Regions from separate parts of the Homo sapiens genome. Here regions 1 and 3 are each linked to region 2. Evidence: read pairs that join two places in POLR2A ChIA-PET (ENCODE). Cell type or tissue: GM12878. All regions are shown on one strand. Links, peaks and the distances in the headings refer to the core of each region. The heading gives the core; the rest is flanking DNA. Region 1 overlaps HVCN1 (hydrogen voltage gated channel 1). Region 2 overlaps PPTC7 (protein phosphatase targeting COQ7). Region 3 holds the start of LOC124903017 (a long non-coding RNA gene).

Region 1 (6,284 bases), core at 1,133-5,132, 91 kb after region 2:
CTCCCATTTATAACCTCTCCTCCCACTTTTCCTTCGAGAGCCCTCATCCTAGTTTCTAACTAGAAACTGTTATGTGCAGCCACATATTTTTATCCCTCCTAGCATTTACCTCACATGAAGGCAGGGTCTGTGTCCCCTGAGTCTTGTATGACACCTGACCTTGAGCAGAAGCCCATCATGCACCTGTTGGCTGAGGGCACTGGTACCTCATCTCCCATGCTGGGCTCATCTCGGCCGGACCAAACATCTCTGGACTCCCAGGGCTGGCCAGGGCCAGCGCCAGGGTATACTGAAGCTCTCCAGGCAGCCACTGGCCATAATTCCTTTCTTTTTGAGACAAAGTCTTGTTCTTGCTCCCCATGCTGGAGTGCAGTGGCATGATCTCGGCTCACTGCAACCTCCACCTCCTGGGTTCAAGTGATTCTCCTGCCTCAGCCTCCCGAGTAGCTTGGATTACAGGCGCTGCCAACACACCTGGCTAAGTTTTGTAATTTTAGTAGAGACAGGGTTTCACCATGTTGGCCAAGCTGGTCTCGAACTCCTGACCTCAGGTGATCCGCCCGCCTCTGCCTCCCAAAGTGCTGGGATTACACGCGTGAGCCACCGTGCCTGGCCATAATTCCCTTTTTTGAGATAGGGTCTCGCTCTGTCACCCAGGCTGGACTGTAGTGTGCGATCACGGTTCACTGCAGCCTTGACCTCCCGGGATCAAGCGATCCTCCCACAAAAGCCTCCTGAGTAGCTGGAACTATAGGCACATACCATCACGCTCAGCTAATTTTTTGTATTTTTTTGTAGAGGCAGGGTTTTGCTATGTTGCCCAGGCTGGTCTCAAACTCCTGGGCTCAAGTGATCCACCCGCCTCGGCCTCCCAAAGTTCTGGGATTACAGGCATGAGCCCATGCCTGACCCCATACTTTCCTTTGGAAACACCTTACCTGGCAGACAAGAGCAGCCTGTCCTATTTCTCAGTAGTGTGGGAACCTCAAGGTACTTTGCAAAAACCGCATTTATATTTTACAGAAGAGGAAATTTTTCTTTCTGAAACCTTGCAACTGGTGAAGAAGCAACTTTTAGTAATTTGGGATGAAAATATCTAGGGCACTCAGCAGAGCAGAAAACATTTCTGGTTTTCAGTCAAAAGTCTGTCATGCCAGAAGCAGAAAAGCTCCAGAAAAGGGCAAAGATAGGGTTGATCAAGAGAATGTGGTGGGCCTCAGCAGCTTCACCATGCACTCCAGACTCCTAGCATTCATGGACAGACTGATCCTGCCACCACGCCCGGCTAATTTTTGTAATTTTAGTAGTGTGGCGTACAGAGCACCTGCCTCGGTGCCTGGCTCAGAGCAGCCCCCAGCTCTGGAAGTGCCAGCTATGATCATCCCTTAACAACAAAAACTCACCTGGGCATGGTGACTCACATCTGCAATCCCAGCACTTTGGGAGGCCAAGATGGGCAGATCACTTCAGGTCAAGAGTTTGAGACCAGCCTGACCAACATGGCGAAACCCCATCTCTATTAAAAACAAACAAAAAAATAGCCAGGCGTGGTGGTGGGCACTTGTAATCCCAGCTACTTGGGAGGCTGAGGCATGAAAATTGCTTGAACCTAGGAGGCAGAGGTTGCAGTGAGCCAAGATCATGCCACTGCACTCCAGCCTGGGTGACAGAGTGAGACTGTCTCAAGAAAACAAAACAAAAAACCCCAAAACTCTTCTCCTCCAGCTTCATCACCATCCTTGGATATTTCATTTCTCTGCCCACTGCCTGCCTCTGCATCCCTCAGGCTGTTAAGTTACATGAGCTGATACAGCCGCTTTGTGGCTTAAGTGACACTGAGCTGTGTTTCTGTCACTTATAACCCCAAAAGTCTACAGGTGGAGTTGCTGATGCGGGACACCCCCACAGCTCCATCTCCCATGCAAGAATCCTTGCTGTCCCCACTGTACCCTGATGCTCCTCTGCGGTCACCTTTCCATATCAAAACCTGTGACCGTGGCTCCAACCTGCCTGACGGTCCCACACTCTTTGACGCTGTTGAATCTGCTGTGCTTGGCAATCTCGCCCCCTGCTTCTCCTGCTATCTCTGGCCACCCTCCTCAGCTTCCTGTACCATGTCCCTGCCCCATACCAGGAGTCCTGGAGACCTCAGCCTTGACCCTGTCCTTGGGCCGGTGACTCTCTCTTTGGGGGCCTTAGCACAGCTGTGTTCTCGGTGCCGTTCACGTTCAAATCAAAGACTCCAGTCTGATGTTCAAGATCCTGCTGGGTCATTGGTTTGCTGTGACCCAACTGACCTGATTTCTTACCTTTCTCTCCCAGTCCACTCCTCCTTCCACATCCCCTAGGGCACGCTGTCACTTACCTGGCTGCCCAGGCCAAGAACAGAAAATCGTCCTTGGCTCCTCCTTCTCCCTCACACCCCATCGGTTTCACTTCCTGAACCTGGCTGGCACTCCATCGTCCCCTCTCCCTCACCAGAACCTGCCCTGACCCTCCCTCCACCTGCCTGCAGCCAGGGTCCTCCTTCTCCAATGCCAACCTGACTGTGTCCCTGCTGTGCAGCGACCTCCATGCCCACAACTGCCTTCAGGATCGAGTCCCAGCTCTCTTGGCTTCCCCAGGCCCTGGTCTCCCTGCCAGCCTTATTCCTTCCTAGCACCCTGCCTCTGCCAGCCTCCAGCCACATGGAACTTGCAGTTCTAGAGCGGACCACGCTCTCTTGCTTCCAGGACTCCGCATGGCCTGTCCCCATCCCATCTATCTTCCAGGTCTTACACCTAGATTTTACCTTCCCTGGGAGGCCTTCTTTAATTCTCCCTCACCCCAGTTGGGGTGTACGTCACACTGTCTTAACAACCACTGAGACACTGTCCCCACCACATTGGGCTGTGAACGCTGGGAGGGCAGAGACTCTTCCTCAGTCACAGGGAGAGGCTCAAGAAGTGGTTAAGAGGCCGGGCGCGGTGGCTCAAGCCTGTAATCCTAGCACTTTGGGAGGCCGAGACGGGCAGATCACCTGATGTCAGGAGCTCGAGACCAGCCTGACCAACAGGGTGAAACCCCATCTCTACTAAAAATACAAAAATTAGCCAGGCATGGTGGCACATGCCTGTAATCCCAGCTACCTGGGAGGCTGAGGCTGCAGTGAGCCAAGATTGCGCCCCTGCACTCCAGCCTGGGTGACAGAGCGAGACTCCATCTCAAAAAAAAGAAAAAAGAAATGGTTAATAAATGAATGGATTAACAAAATCTTAGGCACTACTCCTTCAAGGTAAACATATTGCTGACCTCTTTTACAGGTATTAGACCAGAAAAACTACCATCTGGGAGAGAAGGGGAAAGTGAAAAAGACAGACCTAGAAGCGAAGGAGAGAAAAGCATTTTGTGGATGCCTATTTTTACAGGCTCAGAAGCCGCCATCTGTGGGAGGGGGAAAGTCCCTAGTTCATTGTTATCTGACAATCGGAGAAAAAGGTACTTTTTAAGAAAGTCAGCCAACTCCCAACTCCCATGGCCTGATGTCCCTTCAGTTTGCATTTCCCTGTTCCCTCCCAGAGCTATTTTGGGGGACTTGATTTGCATATTAACCACCCTCACCCCAAAACTCTAAGACACAATGGCAGCAACGTGTATTACTATGGTTGCTTATTTTATCACACCTCATATCATCTCAGCATGCTGCTAACTTCCTTCCATGCACTATTTCATTTCAATTCCTAACAACCCTGAGGTTGAGGCCATCCTTTAGGGTCCTGGTGAGGGGGGGCCTTGTCCAAGGTCACACACTGTGGGGAACTGGAAAAGCAGGATCTGCCCCTGGGCTCCATGACTTGGAGACTATGTTCTAGAAAACACAGCTGACAGAAAGCCAGGCAGCCAGTGACCGGAGAGCCACCTGCTCAGAGGGTGGAGTAGGTGGAATTGTGCACACCCCCCTAACAATTCCTGTCCCCCTGGACCCTTAGAATGTGACCTTATTTGGAATGTAGGTCTTTGCAGATGTAACTAAAGATGATAAGATGAAATCATACTGGATTTAGGGTGGGCCCTAAATCTGGTGATTGGTGTCCTTACAAAAAGAGAAAAGGGGCCAGGCGCGGTAGCTCACGCCTGTAATCCCAGCACTTTGGGAGGCTGAGGTGGGTGGATCACTTGAGGTCAAGAGTTCAAGACTAGCATGGCCAACATGGCAAAACCCCGTCTCTACTAAAAATATAAAAATTGACCAGGTGCAGTGGCTCATGCCTGTAATCCCAGCACTTTGAGAGGCCAGGGTGGACAGATCGCCTGAGGTCAGGAGTTCAAGACCAGCCTGCCCAACACATTGAAAACCTGTCTCTACTAAAAATACAAAAATTAGCCGGGCGTGGTGGTGGGTGCCTGTAATCCTAGCTACTCCGGAGGCTGAAGCAGGAGAATCGCTTGAACTCGAGAGGCTGCAGTGAGCCGAGATCATGCCATTGCACTCCAGCCTGGGAGACTGAATGAGACTCGGTCTCAAAAACAAAAAAAGAGAAAAGGACACACAGAGGGTAAGGTCACGTGAAGGTCACAGAGGTCAGAATGATACGTCCACAAGCCAAAGACTGCAGACAACACCAGAGGCTGGGATGGAAGAGGCCTGGGACACATCTCCCCATCCCAAAGCGTCCAGGAGCCAGTCCTGCCAACACCTTGATTTTGGGCTTCTGGTTTCTGGAACTGGTGAGAATGAGTTCCTGTTGTTGAAGCCCCCCAGTTTGTAGTAGTTTGTCACAGCAGCCACAGGCAACCAGGACAGAGGGTGTGTGCCTGAGTTAGCCAGGATGGTCTGTAGGCCAGGTACTGTCTTTCCCTTTATCTTTCCGGGCCACACATTTGTCCTGGACTCCAAGGAGAAAGCCGACTTCTTCAGGGCCCAAAACCACTTGGAGAAAGCCCGATTCTGCAGCCAACAACAGCGACAGCGGCTCCTTTTGCTCAGAGCCCACCGGTCACATCACCTGCTGTCGCTTGATACTTTTAATGCTCCTAAGAAGTAGGCAGGAAGGGTAGGTGAAGTCTCTCCATTTTGCACAAGGGCAAACTGAGGCCTGGGGAGGCGAGACCACTTGCCTGAAGTCACACCGTGCCGCACATTTTGGCAGGGTGACAGAGGCAGAGGGAAGTGGGCACTCCTGTATGCCAGCTGTTGGGCATGTAAATGGGTGTATTCTTCCTAGGAGGGTAACAGGGCAGTTCCTTTCATCTTTTGAAAAAATATTTGAGTCTCTCTGATGTGCCAGGCTTGGGGACAAAGGAGGGGATTGGCCCTAAACCAATTTATATCAAAATTTTATTTCCTTTTTATTGAGATGGGATCTCATTTTGTTGTTCAGGCTGGAGTGCAGCCGCAAACTCCTGGGCTCAAGCAATCCTCCCGCCTCAGCCTCCCAAGTAGCTAGGACTACAGGTGTGTGCCACCATGGCTACCTTGGTTTCTATCAACATTTAAAATGTCCTTATTGCTTGACTTTACAAGAGACTCCCACGTGCACACAGGTGCTTGCTCCAGTCCTGCTTCAAGAGCCCTAAACCGGAAACCACCTCAAAGTCTGTTGCCCAGGACACCATGGAAGACCCACACCACAGAGCACCACACCACTGTGTGGCAGGCCTGTAGACCTCACACACCCACAGGGAAAGGGGTCCTCAATCTACGATTATGGGAAAACTGACAAAATCAACCCCAACTCCCAGGAGGAGAGAGGGACTGGGTTGGTGAGTGAAACTTTGCATTTTTTTTTCTAATAGGTTTGGCTGATACCAAACCTATTAGATATGATTTGGTTTGGCTGTGTCCCCACCCAAATCTCAACTTGAATTACCTCCCAGAATTCTCATGTGTTGCTGGAGGCACCCGGGGGAGGTAACTGAAACATGGGGGCCAATCTTTCCCATGTGATTCTCATGATAGTGAACAAGTCTCACAAGATCTGATGGGTTTATCAGGGGTTTCTGCTTTTGCTTCTAATTTTCTCTTGCTGCCGCCACATAAGAAGTGCCTTTCGCCTCCTGCCATAATTCTGAGGCCTCCCCAGCCATGTGGAATTGTAAGTCCAATTAAACCTCTTTTTCTTCCCAGTCTCAGGTGCGTCTTTATCAGCAGTGTGAAAACTAATACAGTAAATTGGTACCAGTAGAGTGGGACATTGCTGAAAAGATACCTGAAAATGTGGAACCAACTTTGGAACTGGGTATCAGGCAGAGTCTGGAATAGTTTGGAGGGCTCAGAAGAAGACAGGGAAGTGTGGGAAAGCGTG
Region 2 (6,284 bases), core at 1,023-5,022:
CTACAAAAGGATTCAACCAGAATCCTTTACAGAGACTGTTAACAAATCAAGAGATAAACTGTAAGTTAGGAAAATTTTAAACTAAGCTAGAAAATCTCAAAAGATTTGTGAACAAAGGAAAAGTAGCTCTGAAGCTATAACAAATGAAGAAATGACTTCAAAAATAAAGGTACCTTAATAAGTAACTTATAAAACTGCAACACACCTATATAGCAAAATGAGAAAAATACCAAGGAACAGAAGTTTAAAAAGCAAACAGCAAACCTCCTCTATCCATCAACCCTGTAATCTTATGTATTACAGAATGAAAGACCACTCAGAATAGTCAGAAAGCCACTAGTCAATGGCTTCCTAAACCCTGCTATTTCATTAGTCCTAGATGGCTCTTTTACTAAATCCACTCACACTTCCTTATTAATATTCCACAATTTTCTCTTGGAAGCACACAGCTCATTATGAAATCAGGCATATTTAAAGTACTGATTGATCTCAGAATTTATATATTTGATTGCTGCAATTTTTAAAGTATTTTCCCTTATATAAAATAATTATATGTATATTAATATTATATAGCTACATAAAAAAACAGCTATATTCCTCACAAAGTTAAACAGGGTTACAATATGACCCAGCAATTCTACTCCTAGGTATATATCCCCTCAAATTAAAAACATGTCCATACAAAAGCTTGCACACAAATGTGCACAGCACTATTCACAATAGCCAAAAGTAGAAACAACTCGATGGCCATCAACAGATGAATGGATCAACAAAATGTGGTATATAAATATAATGGAACATTATTCAGTCATAAAAAGGGAGGAAGTACTGACACATGCTCCAACATGGATGAACTCTGAAAACATGCTAAGGGAAAACATGCTAAGGAAAAGGCCACATATTACACGATCCATTTGTATGAAATGTCTCAAACACAAATCCACAGACAGAATCTGCTTTCTGTTGCCAGGGAGATGGGGAGTGACTGCTAATGGATAGGGGGTTTCTTGGGGGGTGATGAAAAACATTCTGGAACTAGATAGTGGCAGTGGCTGTACAACTTTGTGAATGTAAAAACTACTGAACTGTACACTTTAAAAGGATACATGCTATGGAATGTGAATTATACATATCAGTTTTTAAAAATTCACTCAAGGGGCTGGGCACGTGGTTCACGCCTGTAATCCCAGCACTTTGGGAGGCCAAGGCAGGTGGATCACCTGAGGTCAGGAGTTCGAGACTAGCCTGGCCAACATGGTGAAACCCCGTCTCTACTAAAAATATAAAAATTGGCCAGGTGTAATGGTGGGTGCCTGTAATCCCAGCTACTTGGGAGGCTGAGGCAGAAGAACTGTTTGAACCCAGGAGGCAGAGGTTGCAGTGAGCCAAGATCGCGCCACTGCTCTCCAGCCTGGGCACAAGGGCGAGACTCTGTCTCAAAAAAAAAAAAAAAAAAAAAATTCACTCAGGGTCATATTTGCTATCAACAGGTAGATGATGCTGGAATCTGACTTTAAGAAAATTATGGCATGTCCTGCACATGTATCCTGGAATTTAAAAAAAGTAAAATTAAAAAAAAAAAGAAAAAAAAATTATGGTAATATAATGAGAGTGGTGTCCTGACATGGCTTGAAATCTAGCTGAGGAAAATTCCAACAAGGACTTCTTGAAAGACTGAAGTCAGTGGGTGCACACACACACTCTGAAGGTGACTACTTTTTTAAAAGGACAACTCACTTTCAGAATAGAGGTTCTATAAGTACATTAAAATGATCATGACTGTTTGAAAACACCAAATTCTACCTCATCCATTCACTTCCTAAATATAATTTAGATCTTAATTTTGTTCATATGATCTTTACACCTCAAGACAACTACTTTTAAGACTGACATTACTCACAAAAACACTTCAAAATCCTGACCACGATCAAAATCAGATCCAAAGGCTGGGATATGAAATTATTTTAATTTCACTTTTAGGTTTCAAGTTTAAGCTTAAATAAACATCCCACAGTTTCATAATAAATACTTTACAACTCAATATTCAGAGGTCAAAATTTATATGGCACAGACCAGGCTGCCATTTTTAAAATAAGTGGTTTCTCTAAACTGTGGTTTAGCATGCAGAGGAGTTTTTGTTGCACATCAGTTATGAGTCAGAGTGAATAAAGAAGTTATAAACACACACACACACACACCCAGGAAAAGCATTCGAAGCACAAAAGTATCAGGAGACTGACTGGTTTTTAATTCACATATATCATCAAGAAAACTTGACCAGTGGTCTAACGGGGACAGGACTGGGAAAGGGAGTCTCAGATGAGAGACTGAGATAGGTGTCAGCCTCAGTTCCACCAATAACTAGTAGAGTAACCTTGGGGAAGTCATCTGACTCTCTGGAGGCCTGTTTTCTCATCAGTGAGGTGAAAAAAACTAGACTCCAAGGTTTCTAAGTGTTACAATTCTCAACAGTCTTTGATTCTATTGTTAAGTAGCATAAGGCTGTGGGAAGCCCAGGTATTACAACATGCAGTTCTCATATTTTTGTGCACCTAGGAAGCCATGCCACGTAGAGTAATAAGAGAACTCAGAATTAGCCACAGGGAAGAAGGAACAAGAAAAGTGTACACGGCTCCCGCTAGTACTGGTTTACTCCTGTTGGACCTAGTAAAGAGAAAGCACCTTTGACAATTTTCTAGAGAATGATAGGAGTGGTTCCTATGTCTCACCACACCCAACATAGTCAGTTTTTCCGAAACGAAATACAGTGGGGACTATACAAAATGTTGTGAAGCACCAAGCACTATTAGTCACTGCATGACTAATAGGACAGATCAATTTTAAATTAAAGAAACAAAAGAGATTTCTCTTTCTCATATAAAAAGAAAGAAACAGCTTTCATTCCAGTCAAGGAGTCCTAGATGACCACAGTGAATAATCTGTTACACGGATACTCAGTAATAAATATGGTGTCAATTCAAAGAAAATTAATTATCTACAGAACCAAAAGGTTCAAAAGCACTTAAGTTCAACGTAACGTTATTACTCAACATAGCCTTTTAATGTAATTCAGGTTGTAACTCCAACCTCTAGAGTTGACAGCAGTATTAAAGAGTCATTCAAAGTCATCACCTTAGCCAGACACTGTGGCTCACACCTGTAATCCTAGCACTTTGGGAGGCTGAGGCAGGTGGATGACATGAGGTCAGGAGTTCGACACCAGCCTAGGCAACGTGGCGAAACCTCATCTCTACTAAAAAAATACAAACAATTAGCCGGGTGAGGTGGCACATGCCTGTAGTCCCAGCTACTCGGAAGGCTGAGGCACAAGAATCGCTTGAAGCTGGGAGGCAGAGGTTGCAGCGAGCCAAAATCGTGCCACTGCACTCCAGCCTGGGTGGCAGAGCAAGACTCTATCTCAAAAAAAAAAAAAAGTCATCACCTTTTACGGTATCAACTAAATAGAAGTCACCATCATATGAACTGGTTCAGGACAGCCAAGGATCAAATGAGGCCAACTCATGAAGTTATTTCAGGTGGCTTCCAAGACTGCCGTCCGGAAGAGCTCCTCCACAACAGGACAGTCCTGGAGAACCTGTCCTTCACTGCCCCTATCCCCCACCATTTGCATATGTGCATGCTTGATCTTTGTCAAACATGGCTAACAACCACCTTTTGGTCACATCAGCTACCAGTATCTGACTGTGTCTGCTGGCATTCCCTTCAAGGGTACAGAGCTGGGGTTCTTGATCTGATTCCTATGCATGGACCTCCAGGTGGTATCAGAGGAGTCATGGAGTCAGCAAAGTTCCTAAGAGCCCATGCAAAATTTTATCTCTGTGCACAGGGTCCTGATCCTCAGGGGTTGTGAATCAAGGAAAGCTAAAAACCACTGGTTTAGTGCTACATACAAAACAGGAATCTACTGAAGGTGCCCGTGACACCTGTCATTTGAGGTGCAGAACAAAGGGTGCCATCTATTCAAAGCAAAAGTAAAATATGGGCTGGGCGCGGTGGTTCATGCCTGTAATCCCAGCAGTTTGGGAGGCCGAGGCTGGTGGATCACCTGGGGTTAGGAGTTCGAGTACAGCCTGGCCAACATGATGAAACCCCGTTTGTACTAAAAATACAAAAATTAGCCGGGCGTGATGGCGCGCGCCTGTAATCCCAGCTACTCAGGTGGCTGAGGCAGGGGAATCACTTAAACCCGGGAGGCGGAGGTTGCAGTGAGCCGAGATGGCGCCATTGCACTCCAGCCTGGGCAACAAGAGCGAAACTCCATACCCGCACCCCCCACCCACCAAAAAAAAAAAAGAAAAGAACAAAAGAAAATGTGATATGATGGTCAGAAGCTGTAGTCACTAAGGGTCAGATCGTCCATTCCCTTTATCCCCTAGTCCAGATAAACCAAAGGAGACTCAAGAGAGACTCTGCCCAAGACCACAAATCACAGAGCTACTAAGTGGCAAAGCTGAGCATCAAAGTTCACTGGATTTCCACCAGGATGTCAGGGCATGAAATTATGTTTATACTTTTTTAGAATGGGTTTGACCAAAATCCCCCCAATTCTTGTAAATATCCCACTCCATTAAGAAGGTAGCCTTCCAAAATTTTATTGTATTTTTTTTGAGACGGAGTCTTGCTCTGTTACCCAGGCTGGAGTGCAGTGGTGTGATCTCGGCTCACCGCAACCTCCATCTCCCAGGTTCAAGCAATTCTCCTGCCTCAGCCTCGCTAGTAGCTGGGACTACAGGCGTGTGCCACCACACCTGCCTAATTTTTGTATTTTTTAGTAGAGACGGGGTTTTGCCATGTTGGCCAGGCTGGTCTCGAACTCCTAACCTCAGGTGATCCGCCCACCTCCGCCTCCCAAAGTGCTGGGATTACAGGCGTGAGCCACCACGCCCGGTCTAGCCTTCCAAAATTTTAAAATCAAGCTTCCATATAGAATTTGATACATTTAAATACTCCCCAAATCATCAATCAAGTCACGGATCTTTCACAAAAGTCGCATACAGATTTTTTATTTTATTTTTTTTTTGAGACGGAGTCTCGCACTGTCGCCCAGTCTGGAGTGCAGTGGCACGATCTTGGCTCACTGAAGCCTCCACCTCCCTGGTTCAAGAGATTCTCCTGCCTCAGCCTGTTGAGTAGCTGGGACTATAGGCATGCGCCATCACGCCCGGCTAATTTTTGTATTTTTAGTAAAGACTGGGTTTCACCATATTGGTCAGTCTGGTCTTGAACTCTTGACCTCATGATCCACCCGCCTCAGCCTCCCAAAGTGCTGGGATTATAGGAGTGAGCCACCACGCGCAGCCCAGCATACAGATTTATGAGGTGAACCTTAGAGGCTCATTATCCCCTATCCTATGTTATGAACACAACTTTAAGAAGCAACACAGGGGCCAGGCTCACACTTGTAATCCCAGCACCTTGGGCGGCCGAGGCGAACACGAGGCCGATCACGAGGTCAGGAGTTCGAGACCGGCCTGGCCAACACAGTGAAACCCCATCTCTACTAAAAATACAAAAATTAGCTGGACATGGTGATGGGCGCCTATAATCCCAGCTACTCGGGAGGCTGAAGCAGGAGAATCGCTTGAACCGGGGAGGCGGAGGCTGCAGTGAGCCAAGATTGCGCCACTGCACTCCAGCCTGAGTGACAGAGGTAGACTCCGTCTGAAAAAAAAAAACGCAGCACAGGTCACAAGCTCATTGAGTGAGGCACTTCTAAATGTATCAGGGAAGACAGCCACTGACAGCTGACTTCGGGGTGGATTTGTACAATTTCAATCTGCAAGCTGCAGGACCTTTCTAAGTCTCCCTCTCATGTTAATATCAATAGCGTTGCCTAAACATTAAATGCTTTTTCTTCAACCCAGGTAATGGGGTCATTCATAAATTAAACTGAGAACAACCTTTCCAGTCCCATGTTCACAAACACTACATGTAGTAGAACCAAAGATACTAGGCAATTATTCTGAGATCAGATTAAAAAATAATTACTGTCATAAAAAAGTTACAGAATCATTTGTTCCAATGCCAAACTCTGCCTCAGCATATGAAATTTAAAGTAACCAAAAACTTAGTCTCACCTGGGAAGGGAAATCAAAGTGACATTTGAACCCAAGTTCAATGACAACACGTCCTTCAATTTCAAAGCGAGCGCATTGCTTTATTCATTCAAAGAGTTTTAACGGCACAATATCCCATAGCATACACAAAATCTCCTAAGGCGTACATTATGGTAAAGTTTCTGACTGCTTGTGAACTATATTTAG
Region 3 (6,284 bases), core at 1,039-5,038, 82 kb after region 2:
CTGTATTCTCTCCCTTGGTTGTGCCATCCCATGTAAGAAGGGACCTCAATTAACTATTAATATATCAAGCACCTTGGCCATCTCAAACCACCCAAGAAAGGGATCCCAGGAGCTTCCTGGATGCCGATCCTACCTGCAGAGACTACAACCCCTGAGCCTCACCACCTACTCCAGTGTGGCCTCACTGCTGCCACCAAGTCCCTCCACAAATCTGATCTCCCACCCACACACTTAGAGCTTTCAAAGGCAGCCCATGACCCGTGGATGACCTTCCCTGGCCTCTTCTCTTGCCAATTGCCTGCTGGCAACACCCATACCCGATCCACGTGCGCCCTTCTCAATTCCTCCAATGCTGCAGGTCCTTGGCAAACGAAGCCCCTCTACCTGGAAGCCTCCCACGCCATCCACCCATCGGGCTCACTCCTGCTCAGCATGCAGGTGTCACCTCCTTCGACTCCAGTCCCTGATCAGGTCCCCCCACCCCCAGGACCTCTCAGAGCCCCCCTCCTCCCTGCGGAGGGCTTCTCTCCATTTGTAACCAATGTGTGTCTCAGTGATGGCTCCCGTCATTCCTGCCTTTCTGCAGCCTGCCAAATCCTCAATGAGGGCAAAGATGTGTCTGCCACATTTGTCACTGTACACAGCAGGTGCTCAATAAGTGACTGTTGGGTGGGTGAATAAACACCTCCACTCACTTTATGACAGGCATTCGTCTTTTTCCCCAGCAGGAGTATCTGGGTGTCCCAGCTCAGGGGCCAGTCCCCAGCCCTAAGCCCAGGCAGGAGGGGGATATCCTGATGGGGCGGCCCAGGGCTCCCCTTGCAGCTGCAAGGAAGCTGTTTCCTTCCTTCTGCTCCTGAAATTGAGGGTTTGGGATTTCAAACCCAACAACTTAATAGCATGTTTCCTTTCCCATCACAGCCACAGAGAAGCTGGGTCGCCAGGCGCTCTGGCATGTCAGCTGGCTTGCTTTGCTGCTTTCAGCTTTGCTGCTTTCAGCCACACAAGAGAGTGGGGAAAAAAAAAGACCAAAATAATTTTTTTTTTCTCTTTTACCCTGGAGTAAAGTCAGCAATGGAAGAGGCAAGGGCTACATTTCTCTGCTTCCAGAAGAGGGACAGGCTCTATTTCAGCCACACAAGAGTGGGGAAAAAAAAGACCAAAATAATTTTTTTCTCTTTTACCCTGGAATAAAGTCAGCGATGGAAGAGGCAAGGGCTACATTTCTCTGCTTCCAGAAGAGGGACGGGTCTATTTTGTTTGGGGACACCTGCAATAGCATCCCCTAAATGCCCACCTTTGAGAACTGTGGGCTTCCCTGTGGTCTCCAGACCTGTGCCCTCCCAGGACTTGAATGTGTTTCCAGGCACCCAGACATAGGCTCTGCCACCTTGGGGATGGGGATTGGGTCCAGAGAGGGCTGACCAGACTCCACTTGCATTTGTCCCTCAAAATCAGAAATGTCCTTCTAGACTGTGTATGGTGGCTCACGCCTGTAATCACAGCACTTTGGGAGGCCAAGATGGGAGGATCACTTGAGGCCAGGAATTCGAGACCAGCCTGGGCAACATAGCAAGATCCCATCTCTTAAAAAAAAAGCCCTTCTAAATGGCGGGACATGGCCAGGCATAGTGGCTCACGCCTGTAATCCCAGCACTTTGGGAGGCTGACACGGGTGGATCACTTGAGGTCAGGAGTTTGAGACCAGCCTGGCCAATGGTGAAACCCCGTCTCTACCAAAAATACAAAAATTAGCCAGGTGTGGTGGCAGGCACCTGTAATCCCAACTACTTGGGAGGCTGAGGCAGGATAGCTTGAACCCAGGAAGCAGAGGTTGCAGTGAGCTGAAATCATGCCACTGCACTCCAGCCTGGGTGACAGAGCAAGACTCTGTCTCCAATCAATCAATCAATCAATGGCAGGACAGTTGGCCGGGCACGGTGGCTAATACCTGTAATCCCAGCACTTTGGGAGGCTGAGGTGGGTGGATCACCTGAGGTCAGGAGTTCAAGACCAGCCTGACCAACATAGTGAAACCCTGTCTCTACTAAAAATGCAAAATTAGCCAGGCGTGGTGGCAGGCGCCTATAATCCCAGCTACTCGGGAGGCTGAGGCAGGAGAATTGCTTGAACTCCACAGAAAGTTCAGTTCCCTTCGCTCGTCTGTGAGGACCACCCCAGCTCTGCTTTCTCCCTGCAACCACACCTGGAGACTATCAGCAGTGGGCTAAGGCCAGGACAGGCAGGTATTTTGGGCATCACTCCACAAGAGAGACTGAGGCCCCCAGCGTGATGGGTCTCCATGAGGCAGGGGAGCCTCTGGCACTGAGTGTTCGCAGAGTGAACAGATGAGTGTTTTTTCTGTCTCCGTTATTTACCCTTTATTTATTTTTTTTGTGTGTGGTAAAATTTGCATAACGTAAAATTTACCATTTTAAAGTTGGCGTAAAACTTAGTGGCATTCAGTCCATTCACAAGGTTGTGTAACCATCACCACTATAATTCCAGAACATTTTCATCTCCTCAAATGGAAACACTCCCACCTGTGGCAGCCGCCAATCTGCTTCCTGTCTCTATGGATTTGCCTGTTCTAGATGTTTTGTATCAATGGAATCCTACACTCTGGCCTTTTGTGTCTGGCTTCTTTCCCTCAGCACCATGTTTTCAAGGTTCATCCACATTGTGGCATGGATCAGCACTTCTTTGCTTTTGATGTTGGAATCATATTCCACTGTATGGATAGAACACATTCGGTTTAACACTCATCCATTGGTGGACCTTTTGCTTTTGGATCATGGCTCTTTTCTCCCTGACAACTTGAGATCTGCCTACCGCATTCCCAGCACGGTACAGGGTCCCCGGCACGTGGTAGGTGCTGGGCAAACACTCGTAGAATGAATGAGGCAGTGGCCAAATGGGCTCAGCCTGGCCGCCTGCCTCACATTCCCCGATGGCTCTCCTGCCAGCTCTGGGTATCCCGGACTCCTGCCCCACCTACCTGAAACCTGTGGGAGCTGAACAGTTTCCTCAACATGCCCCTGAAGTCAAGGGGGGCCCTGGGTGCGGGGCCAGGGGCAGGGGCAACGTCAGGGGCTGCAGCTCTGCCTTCCTCGCCTGAGACTGGTGTGGGTGGTGGCTGCTCCTCCTCCTCCTCCTCCTCTTCATTCTCCCATTTCTTGTAGTTGATGTTCCAGGCATGGTAGTCGTCTCCCACGACCGTGAAGTGCCTTAAGAACTTGCTCATCCTCTCAGCGGGAGCCACCTTGGCCCTGCGGGTGACTGCCTAGAAGGCGGGGACAGAGAGCAAGAGCTTCAGGCAGTTGGCCACTCAGAGCCCACATGGCCCAGGCCGGGCCAGGCCACTGCAGGTGAAGATGGTCCCGGGTGCGTAGAACCCCCTGCAAGCAGAGACCATGAGGTCACGGTGGTTTCTCGTGCTTTTATTTTTGGAATCCAGGGTCTCAGTGTCTATGAGGCAACAGGAAACTCCTGCCCCCAGCAGGCCTGTCACTGTGGTCTGGTTGGCAGTAACCAACGGAATCAGTACTGCAGCCCGGTCCCAAAACACCCGCCACGGGCCCATGTGTGAATACCGGAAGGGCGGCCCCAAGGTTCAGAGACATCACAACCTGGAAACTGGAGGGGCCAGTGGGCAGGGCGTGGGGAGGAGAAGCCAAAAGTAAAAGTACCCAGAGTTTCATAGAAAAGTCACGAGATCCCCACCCATCACGCCACACATCCTGACAGGCGCGTGGCAGATGGACATTTTCCAAGTTCAGCCAGTGCTATTCACACGGACAGTTGTTTAAAGCAAAAGCAAATATCCCTGTGCCCTCTCTCCACTTTACCCAACTTGCCCTACCAGGTATCAAATTTACATAAAGTTAAATAATTGAAATGTATAGGTATGAGTGCAAGAGCAGGCTACATGACTACTGGAACAGGAAGAGAGAGCCCAATGGAAGAGAGAGCCCAATGTCCCTGAGGGAGCCTAAAGGAGATGGGGTGGCCGTCCAGACTCACGGGAAAGAAAGGCTGGAGAGGCTGGGACACCTGGCTTTGTCAATAGGAAAAAAAAATCCATTCCCCACCTTGCCCCCCACACAGAATACATCTGAGATGCACTTACATGAATGTGTAAAGTGTATTTAAAAAGGAACAACTTAAAAAGTCTTAGAACAAAATACAGGCCAGTAACTTCATGAGCTTAGGATAGGAAAAGATTGCTTAAATAACACAAAACACCACAAAATAGGGTGCGCATGGTGGCTCATGCCTATAATCCCAGCACTCATTCCATGGGCTAAGGCAAGTAGATTGCCTGAGGTCAGGAGTTTGAGACCAGCCTGGCCAACATGGCAAGACCCCATCTCTACAAAAAATACAAAAATTAGCTGGGTATAGTGGCGCATGCCTGTAATCCCAGCTACTCAGGAGGCTGAGGCCCCAGAATCGCTTGAAGCTGGGAGGCGTGGGTTGCAGTGAGCCAAGATCATGCCACTGCACTCCAGCCTGGGCAACAGGTTGAGACCTTGTCTCAAAACACAAACAAACAACACAAAAACAAACACAAAATGCATAGATTTGACTGCATCAAAACTAAAAGCTTTATTATGACACACTGCCCCCCCACACACACCCTACAAAGTTAAAAGATATACTACAGACTGGGATAAATATTTGCAATGTATGTGATAGACAAAGAGTAACCAGAATATATAAAGAAATCTTATAAATCAAAAAGAGAAAGAAAAACTCCATGGAAAACTGGGCAGTGGACGTTGACAGGCAGGTCATGTAAGAGAAAACTCAAATAGCCAAGATGCTTATCCCCAATAATACTCAGAAAAACGCAGAGTGAAGTAACAATAGCACATCTTTTCACTCCTCAGGTTGGCAAGTGTCTTAAAGTCTACATCAAATATCGGTGAGGGCGTGAAGCAATGGGGTCTCTTGAACACTGAAGACAGAAACAGGCACCAGCACCATCATTTTGGGGAGAAATTTGGCATGATCTTGTCAAGTTGAAGTGGTGTGTATCTTTCTGAATGATTTAGTGATTCTATCCCTACATAGGGTCCAAAGAGAAACTTGGGCACATGTGCTCAAATTGGTGACATGTTCAAAAATGTTCACTGCAAATATTCACCTAGTTGGGCAGGTGTGGCAGCTCACACCTGTAATCCCCACACTTTGGGAGGCTGAGGTGGGAGGATTGCTTGAGCCCAGGAGCTGAGACCAGCCTGCGCAATAAGGCAAGACCCTGTCTGCAGAAAAATAAAAAAAATTAGCCAGGCATGGTAGCACACCTGTAGTCCCAGCTACTTGGGAGGCTGGGGCAGGAGGAGTGCTTGAGCTTGGGAGGTCGAGGCTGCAGTAAGCCATGTTCTCCAGCCTGGGCAACAGAGTGAGACGCTGTCTCAAAAAAAAAAAAAAAAAAAAAAAAAAGAATAAAAAAGAAAAAAAATTTATCTACATGTGGGAGATAGAGGAATGAATATTCTCTGTTCATGTAATGGGACACTATACAGCAGTTAAAATGAATTAACTGCGTCTCAGTATGTCACTGGTGATGCCCATGTGTACCCACTCGGCAGCACTGAATACAGTAGAACAATCACTTCTTTCTTCAAATGCTTCCTTCATTGGCTTCTGGGATGCCACAGTCTCCTGGTTTTCCTCCTATCTCAGTGGTTGTTTCCTGTTAGTTTCTTTTGGCCAGTGGATATCTTAGAGGAAGACCTTACATTTAATTTTCTTTTCTTTTTTTTAAAAAGAGGATCTCACTTGTCACCCAGGCTAGATGCAGGGGTGCGATCATAGCTCACTACAGTCTTGAATTCCTGTGCTCAAGCAATTCTCCTGCCTCAACCTCCCGGGTAGTTTGGACTGTGGCACACTATAACGTGTCTGGCTAATTAAAACAATTATTTTTTTAGAGATGGGGTCTTGCTATGTTACCCAGGCTGGTCTTAAACTCCTAGGCTAAAACAACCTTCCAGCCTCAGCTTCCCGAGTAGCTGGGATTACAGGTACATGCCACTGTGCCTGGCTTACATTTAAGTATTAAGTACAACTGTATACCCAGCACCTAGAAAAATGCCTTGCACTTAACAGACACTCAAAAATACTGAAATGTTTGTTAAGCAACAATGAATCTAGCAATGTGGATAGCTCCTAAAAAATGTTGACTGTAAAAGAAAGATATGGAAGAATAAGAACAATGTCACACCACTTAAGTAAAAATGTTAAATATATGGAAAATATTATATATTGTTTTGGAA

The links. Peaks named below come from ENCODE experiments on the same cell type or tissue, not always from the same donor. Only the 100,000 strongest peaks of a DNase experiment are listed, where the experiment ranks them.
Region 1: POLR2A ChIA-PET joins it to region 2 with 5 read pairs; 3 of 35 experiments call an interaction of 5 or more read pairs at or near these places.
Region 3: POLR2A ChIA-PET joins it to region 2 with 5 read pairs; 3 of 35 experiments call an interaction of 5 or more read pairs at or near these places.

What each region holds. Positions count from the first base shown.
Region 1 is chr12:110,666,819-110,673,102 of GRCh38, forward strand. All of the region lies in intron 3 of HVCN1 (hydrogen voltage gated channel 1), which reads right to left. It overlaps LOC124903017 (a long non-coding RNA gene), which reads left to right. Exons shown (of 2, transcript XR_007063460.1): 2 at 3,303-6,105. Among named protein-coding and RNA genes, the nearest start is that of HVCN1, 19 kb to the right of the region's middle. RefSeq lists enhancers at 2,204-2,303, 3,354-3,493, 5,468-5,617. In GM12878, for the core only: a CTCF peak has its summit at 1,812; DNase peaks (open chromatin) are centred at 2,439, 2,839 and 3,543; H3K4me3 peaks cover 2,611 bases; H3K27ac peaks cover 4,000 bases.
Region 2 is chr12:110,575,729-110,582,012 of GRCh38, forward strand. The region is part of intron 1 of PPTC7 (protein phosphatase targeting COQ7); the gene reads right to left. Among named protein-coding and RNA genes, the nearest start is that of PPTC7, 4.4 kb to the right of the region's middle. RefSeq lists an enhancer at 3,926-4,175. In GM12878, for the core only: no CTCF peak of the experiment used is centred there; a DNase peak (open chromatin) is centred at 2,533; H3K4me3 peaks cover 3,585 bases; H3K27ac peaks cover 3,939 bases.
Region 3 is chr12:110,658,166-110,664,449 of GRCh38, forward strand. It overlaps HVCN1 (hydrogen voltage gated channel 1), which reads right to left. Exons shown (of 8, transcript NM_032369.4): 4 at 2,999-3,283. It overlaps LOC124903017 (a long non-coding RNA gene), which reads left to right and starts at 4,506. Exons shown (of 2, transcript XR_007063460.1): 1 at 4,506-5,032. RefSeq lists enhancers at 3,245-3,747, 3,338-3,627, 3,928-3,977. In GM12878, for the core only: no CTCF peak of the experiment used is centred there; a DNase peak (open chromatin) is centred at 3,486; H3K4me3 peaks cover 3,684 bases; H3K27ac peaks cover 3,269 bases.